Linked DNA regions of Mus musculus: region 1 is linked to region 2. Evidence: chromatin contacts called from ENCODE Hi-C or POLR2A ChIA-PET data. All regions are on one chromosome and are shown on one strand. The core of a region is the stretch at or near the end of the contact, and the rest is flanking DNA. Distances in the headings are between cores, read along the strand shown. Region 1 holds the start of Dhx9 (DEAH (Asp-Glu-Ala-His) box polypeptide 9). Region 2 overlaps Lamc1 (laminin, gamma 1).

Evidence for each region. Hi-C counts contacts between places; a loop is a spot of excess contacts on that map. ChIA-PET counts read pairs that join two places held with the same protein, here RNA polymerase II (POLR2A).
Region 1: a loop to region 2 is called in a map of regulatory T cell, with 2.5 times the contacts of the local background. The contact joins the promoter of Dhx9 here to the enhancer-like site in region 2. A Hi-C loop is called at or near these places in 1 of 37 maps with a recorded cell type or tissue (regulatory T cell). POLR2A ChIA-PET finds 5 or more read pairs at or near these places in 1 of 5 experiments (embryonic stem cell).

What each region holds. Positions count from the first base shown.
Region 1 is chr1:153,486,239-153,490,169 of GRCm38, forward strand. Dhx9 (DEAH (Asp-Glu-Ala-His) box polypeptide 9) reads right to left here and starts at 1,422. Exons shown (of 28, transcript NM_007842.2): 1 at 1,295-1,422.
Region 2 is chr1:153,306,809-153,310,643 of GRCm38, forward strand. All of the region lies in intron 1 of Lamc1 (laminin, gamma 1), which reads right to left. Among named protein-coding and RNA genes, the nearest start is that of Lamc1, 24 kb to the right of the region's middle. Within about 2 kb of position 2,062, at least 3 of the 3 ENCODE cell types and tissues checked have a DNase peak (open chromatin) inside an H3K27ac peak, as active enhancers do.

The DNA of each region.
Region 1 (3,931 bases), core at 172-2,671, 180 kb after region 2:
CCTCTTCTGGTGTTTCCAAAGACAGCTACAGTGTAGTTATTTACATAAAATAGCAAGCTGGGCGTGGTAGCATACACCTTTAATCCCAGCACTTGGTAGGCAGTGGCAGGCGGATTTGAGTTCGAGGCCAGCCTGGTCTACAGAGTGAGTTCCAGGATAGCTGGAGCTATACAGAGGAAACCCTATCTCGAAAAACCAAAAAAACAAACAAAAACCCCACAACTTCTTTTACAGACCTAGAACTTATCCTCTTGTCGAGAGCCTAGATGGATGCCAAATTTTCCATCATGTCACATCTGCCCTGCTGTTTTGGCTCCAGAAATGCCTCCACTATTACTCGTTTGTTTTTCTACAGCTCCTCTCTCACTTGCCACCACTACCTGATACGTATACACGTATACTCGTATACACACACATATCGGAATAAATCAAATTTTGTTTTATGAGACAAGATTTCTATGTGTAGTAGCCCCGGACTCAAGAGATCGAACAATACCTTCCACCACCAAACCCCAGTGCTGGAATGAAAGGCTAGAGTCATGGCTCCCAATTTTGTGTTTTCATTCTTGCCACCCGGAAACAAATTCTTTCATCTCTTTTCGCACCCTCAGGTCACGTGGCCGGCCCTCCCTTCCTCCAGGAAGGTCTGGCCTTAGGCGTAACTGATCTCTCATTGCCCTTTGGAGCGGATACACTGTGCACCTCAAAGCCAGACTCAGGCTCGTGCACCCCTCAGACTGAGGCGCCCTCCCTTTCGACCGTTATCTACAGCGGGGCTATCCCGTTGCGCGGTGTAATTCCGCCATCACTTACTAAATCATGCATTCATTTTCCTACCACCTGCTCCTCATCCCGCCCCACCCAGCCATGCCCCGTCACCAGTGCGGAGCGGGAGGACCTGCAGCGAAGCCCCGGACCCCAAAGCGGGCACCCCCACGGGGCCCGGGTGTCCCGGATTAGAACCGCGGACGACCCCCCACCACCACGCGCCGGGTGGCGTCGAGCCGCTACCCCTACACGCAACTGATTACAGACACCCGCCGCCCGTCAGGCCGAGTGAGGAAGAGGCCTCCGAGAGCGGCCAGTCTGTGCAAGGAACCCCAGGGCCTAGGGCCACGGGAGCTCCGCTGCGCGAGGCGCCCACGGCCCGTAAATCCGGGTACCCGCCGCGCTGCCCCTCCCCCACACGCTCGCCCGCCCGCGCCTCACAACAAAGCCACGGCTGAGCCGCGGAGGCCGGCGTCGGCCCGCAGCAATGAGCCCGCGTCCGGGGCCGCAACGCCCCCTTTCTTACCCTCCTCCGCTTTTCCGTGCCCGAGAGCACAGCCTTCTTAGGCGAGTTCGCAGCGCCAACCTTCCACGAGAACGGCGAAAGAACACACCTCACCCGCATGGAAGCAGCGGCGAAATGGCTCCGACTGCAGGACCCAGGGGGCGGAGTCGGCGACTCGCGCCTGCGCGGTAGGCCAACTCCGGAGCCAGCACGCCCCGAGGGGGCGGGGCTTGAACCACTTCCGGGCGCCAAACCTGAGGTCGCGCGAGATCTGCTGGCCTAGGCCCATAATTTCCTGTCAGTCGCTAACCAGCTTGGTTTCTGGAAGTTATGTCTCCTTGCCTTTGTCTTTGTAGAGCAAGCTAGCCCACCACTTAACGCAGTCCACTTGCCTCCACCTCTGAAGGCAAAATTTAGAGACATGCCACCATGGATCTCCTTTTTGATAGTTTATCTTACGTAAGGGCAGTGTTACAGGATTAATCCTTTCAGAGTTTATCAGAATAGCCACTTTAAAATATGCCAAAGCAATGTATTTATGGGTGCTGTATGTTAAAATACAAGGACTGAAGTATTTCTGCTTCATCAAAATGCTGCAGGCAGCCGGGCAGTAGTGGCGCATGCCTTTAATCCCAGCACTTGGGAGGCAGAGGCAGGCAGATTTCTGAGTTCGAGGCCAGCCTGGTCTACAAAGTGAGTTCCAGGACAGCCAAGCCTACACAGAGAAACCCTGTCTCGAAAAACCAAAAGAAAAAGAAAAAAGAAAAGAAATAAAATGCTGCAGGCAGTGTGTAGCATGGTGGCACTTGCCTCCAGTCACAGCACCCAGGAAACAGAGACTGACAGACCTCCGTAAGTTCAAAACAGTCTGGTCTATGTTTAAGGAAGGCCAGGGCAACATAATGAGATCCTGTCTAAACAGCAAAGGAACAAAAACCTTAGAAGTTAAAAGCACTTGTTGCTCTTGTGGAAGGCTTGGATTCAGTTCTCAATCACACAGTGGCTCACACACAACCATAACCTCCATTCCAGGGGACCCAGCAGGTACAACCATGGTGCACTGACCTACAGGCCATAAGACATAAAGTAAAATGAATCTAAGACAAGAAAGAGAGCCCTGGCTTATTGGTTTATTGCCAGGGGTGGTGGTATATGCCATTAATCCCATTGTAGTAAAACCCATTACCCCACCAAAAAGAAAACCCTAGCTCAAGACACAACTTCTCCACTTACCTTTTGGCTGGGGAGAGGGACGAGGGACTCTTTTTTTTTTTTTTTTTTTTTTTCCAAGACAGGGTTTCTTTGTGTAGCCCTGGCTATCCTGGATTTGTAAACCAGGCTGTCCTGGGACTCACAGAGATCTGTCTGCCTCTGCCCCACCCCTCACCCCTCAGGCTGGGATTAAAGGCATGCTCCCAATTATCTCAAAATCCTGTGTTTTGTTTAGCTTCAAGTGAGAAGACTCTTGAGTTTAATACTTGTTTTGAGGGGTGTTGTATTTTTGAAGTACTGAAGAGTAACTCAAGGTTACCCTACTACTAAGCTACACTCAAGCCCAGCATCCCCAACCTAGTTGTCTGTTTGTTGTTGTTTTGTGAAAACTAGCATGCCTCAAGCCCCGATTTGATCTCCACCCATGCGAACAGAATTATGGAAACTTCCAAAGGAGAACGGTGTTTAAAACTCCTCAGGCCAGAGGGTGAGTGCAGCCCTCTGCTGGTCGGCTTGCCTAGTGTGCAGAGACAAGGGAGTCAGCGCAGAACACACAGACTGACAGAAATTTCACTTCTGCTACTTTCACCAACCCTTTCTCTATTTTAAGGACCTGCCTCCTTCACACGGTGTTCTAAATTCTACAGGGCCCCTGTGGGGTGGCTTCTTCCTCTCTGCTCATGTGACTTTGTCTGAAAATAAAAATGCAGATCTTGACCCCGGGTGATCCAGCTTCCAAACTTTCCAAAGCCCGCAGAGAAAAAAAGACTTGGCCCATTGAGAGGATCTTCTTTTTTTATTTTTATTTTTTAAAGATTTATTTTATTATTATATCTAAGTACACACTGTTACACTGTTGCTGTCTTCAGATGCACCAGAAGGAAGCCTCAGATCTCATTACAGATGGTTGTGAGCCACCATGTGGTTGCTGGTATTTGAACACATGACTTATGGAAGAGTAGTCAGTGTTCTTAACCACTGAGCCATCTCTCCAGCCCGAGAGGATTTTCTACCCATTGTCTCACTGTGACCTTCCCGCCCTTGAACTTACCCCAAGAAAAAGATTTGAGACAAAAAAAAAAAAAAAAAAAAAATCCCCAGAGACAGCAGGATATCTATTTCCTCCCCCTAATTTCTGTCTCTTGGGATATTTGGTAGAAAGGAGAGCAGTATGAACCTTGATTCCAGGAAGAGAACTGAAGAAAAAAAAAGAGCTGGGCTCAGTGGAGAGAGTGCTGCTTGGAGTCCCTGACATCCTGAGTTCCAGCTCTAATATCATAAGAAACTGAACATGGCACCTAAGGTTTGTAATCTCTGCAGTCAGGATCCAGAACCAAGGGGATCAGGATTCAAGGTCAGCGTCTTCAATAAGCAGGTTTGAGGCCATCCTTGTGACACGGTGCCAGACCTTTGAAGCACAACTGACTCCAAGATGTAAGCACTGTT
Region 2 (3,835 bases), core at 812-3,311:
AAATATATTGGGGCCTGGTGAGATGGCTCAGAGATTAAGAGCACTGACTGCTCCTTCCAGAGATCATGAGTGCAAATCCCAGCAACCACATGGTGGCTCACAACCATCCATAATGAGAAACAACAACAGATGTTCCTATATAGTGTCCTTATGGCACTGCTTCCTGGCATTTGCTGTCGTTTACAATGATTCCTGGGAAAGAATACTTATGGTTTTTTTTCTTTTGATTTAAAATGTTTACCTTTAAATGACCGTAAGTTTCAATATTTGTTACAACTGACTGTTAATAGTTGTCTACAATTCTAAGATCTCACAACCTAATCCAGACTTATGTGCAGGCAAAAACATACTAATGCCCATAAAATAAAAGCAATAAAATATATTGGGGCCTGGAGGGATGGCTCACTGATTAAGAGCACTTCCAGAGGTCCTGAGTTCAATTCCCAACAACCACACGTTGGCTCACAACCATTTGTAAGGGTTGAAGTATATACCGAAAATGACACTTGTTACAAAAGGAAATGGAATGTGGGCGTTATGGTAAGAAAAGTGTCCTATTTACCAAAGAAATTGACAGTGACTAGATTTGGCTACAGGATACACAGTGGCGTGTTATTAAAGCAGAAGTGAGTTCATGAGGGCTGGGACTTGTGAGTTAGAGAGACAAGAGGAGACACAAGAGTGCACACACTCGGGACAGCCACCACAAAACTCAGCAGGAGGAGACACATCCAGACTTACAAGTTTCTCAGGCTTTTCCATTTACTGTGCCGTGAAGCCCTAATGAGAAACTGGACTTCAGCACTCTCATCCTCCAAATATAAACACACAAATCTGGACACGGCTGGTGTTCGCCCTCCCGGCGAAGAAGCAGAACCCCTGAAAACCGGAGCCAAGCTCTGGAACAATGGAGTGATCACTATGTGGGCCTCTTGGGGCCTTCACCTGTGCTTGTGTTAGCAAACCCCAAGATCAAGACAATCATTCCTTGAGTTCCAGCCTCTGTGAGCATCACCCCTCCAAACACACTGTGTTCTGTCTGGAGGCGAAAATGTAAACACAGCAAAGGTCACAGAATCTAAATTAGTTAATGAACACCACTGGGAATTACAAATGGTTAGGCCTTCTCGGCTCTCAAGCTGCTTATCATCAGCTAAAGGAGTAATCTGAGACACCCACCAAAGGAGCCAGTTGGTGCGCATGCTCGCTCTGGATTAGAAGGTAAGGTAACTGAAATGAGCACTTTTAGTATGAGTAAGAGTGCTGAGGGGCAGAGGCCAGCCAATGGCATGACTCTGAAGAAGAAGAAGAGGGGGGAGGAAGAGGCCAAAGGACACGAACATGCTGGAAGATGGCGGGGTCTCAATGCAGAATCTCTGGGAAACAACCAGGAAGCCAGGGCTGGTTCTGAAAGCAGGGGTTTTCACTAGGAACCTACAGATACCAGGAACAGGAAGACAGCTTGCTCTCTTACAGTCCCCAGTGACAGCCCTGCCAAAACTCAGCCTGCACCTGTCTACCACTCAGTAGACAGTTGAGGATACCAGCTGGAAGGAGCCTGAGCACCCAGACACAAGATTCCTGGGCTGGTAACTCATTTTAAAATGTCTGCCAAACTACAGTTCTCACACACACACAAAAAAATGCATAGCCTCGGGACATCTCTGGCTCCTCTCCCGGAGCGCTCTAGCTGAAGCCAAAGAGAAGTCCAACTTCTCCAGGGAATCCACAAGTTCAGAAAGGAACCCTTCCAGAAAGGAACGAAGGCAGATTCTCCAGCCCAGTAACGCCAGAGACTTACTGTTTCTGCCCCTTATGGCAGTACAAGTTAAAGTTCACAGCCTACCATTTCTGCATCTTACAACATCTCAAGTCGGGAACTTGGGAAAGGATTAGCTGGCTGATTCTGCTTCCTGTGGCACTGACTGAAAAGCGGCTGGCAGCTGGGCTGTGCATAGCCGAAGCTTTCGTAGGGAGAGAGTTAGGGACACTCAGAGTGTACAACCCTGTCCTCCTAAGCTTGGTGAGTGCATGGAAGCCACACTTTGGTTTGGTTTGCAGCAGCTCACTCTGAGAGATCAAGGTGCAAGCTGCCAATCCTCTCAGTGGGTCAGCTGGTTCACCCACCCGGCGACATGTAATGAGCTCCCCACCCCATCCTGGAAGACACAGACCTCGGCTTAAAAAATGCCAGTAAAAAAAAATGTTAGGAGAAAGAGACAATAAGAACATGCAAATTATACAGATTCAGTCTCCATGGGAATCGCAGAAAAACAGATGGATTGGCGCATACTGAGTGCAGCTGAAGCAACAACAGCCAGATGCTGCAGGAAGAGGAAGCTGTTCTCATGGGTAACTCAGTCCTCAGTTAATACACGCACGTGTGCATGCGCGTGGGCAGACACACACACACACACACACACACACACACACATGTGCACGGAGTAGTGAAGTCATGGGAAATTATGTATAATAAAATCTGAGAAAAGTTATATGTGTGTGTGTCTATGTATCAAAGTTATGTTCTAGACTCAGGTAGTTATACTCTGGTTTTTAATGGCACAATATCTTGTGAGAACTTGAAGCTGAATGGAATTTGGGCAATTCTTTGCTTTATGGGACTGCTTTCTCTGTTTCATACCCTAGCTGTTCCTAAGGGGACCGTAGCATACTCTACTGGCAACGTCTCAGGACCTACAGCTGGATGACACATGGACCTACCTATCCCCAAAACTTAGAATCCGACTCAGAGACACCATATGCTGTGGGGACTGAAAGCCTGTACCCAGCCCCAACAATTCTGTCACTTGTTCCTTTTCTGTTGCTCTTGTCTGCAGAGGCAGCCCTCCATCTGAGGGTGACCTTGAATTCTTGATGCTTTTGCCTGTATCTCTCCGAGCAGCTGTGATCAGTGTCTGCCATGACACCTGATAAGCCTCATCACTATTTGTACCAAACTTAGATTATAAATAAGATTTCAGAATCCGCAGTTCTGAATATGATTAGCACGAAGACATAAAACTATTATTTTTATGGATGACTGTCTACATAAAAAACTTGAATGAATCTAAAGATAAATGATCAAAAGAAGAGAATTAAACAAATCCCTTGAAGCCCCATATTTTAAAAGCTACACTTTTCTGCACACTGCTACAAAGGATTACGGTTTACTTTGAAATTAAGTCAGCAATAAAAAAGAACCCAGGAATGAATCCAACAGAAAAACAAGACTCTTGAGGTTGAAATTATAAAACATTATTGGAATTACTTAAAAACATGTAAATTATGACAAGTTTATGACAAACTCAATAATATCTGAACGTTAACGCAAACCAAATGGGCATCAAGTCAGTATGGATTAAATCAAGATGCAAAGAAGTTTCTGAGAAACCTCATTCTAGAATTTACACGGAAGAAAAAGTCCTAAATATAACTAAGATCTTTCTAAAATAGAATACATCTGAAAAGGACTTGCACTCGCCAGTAAGGAAAATGCACACAATGAAAACCCAAACCTTAGATCTTAAAAAGAAACAAAGATTTCTTACATAAGACACAGAAGGGCTGACTGCCAAAGAATGTACTAATAAATATGGTCATACTGAAATTAAGAAACACCGCCCAACAGGGCTGGACAGATAGATGGCTTGGTGATTAAGAGCACTTGCTGCTCTTGTAAAAGACCTGGATTCGATTCCCAGCACCCACATGGTGAATCATTTCCATTTTTAATTCTAATTCCAAGGAGTCTGCTGTCCTCTTCTGACCTCCGAGGGCACCAGGTACGCATGTGGTACACAGACACGAATCCAGCAACACACTCATACATATAGTA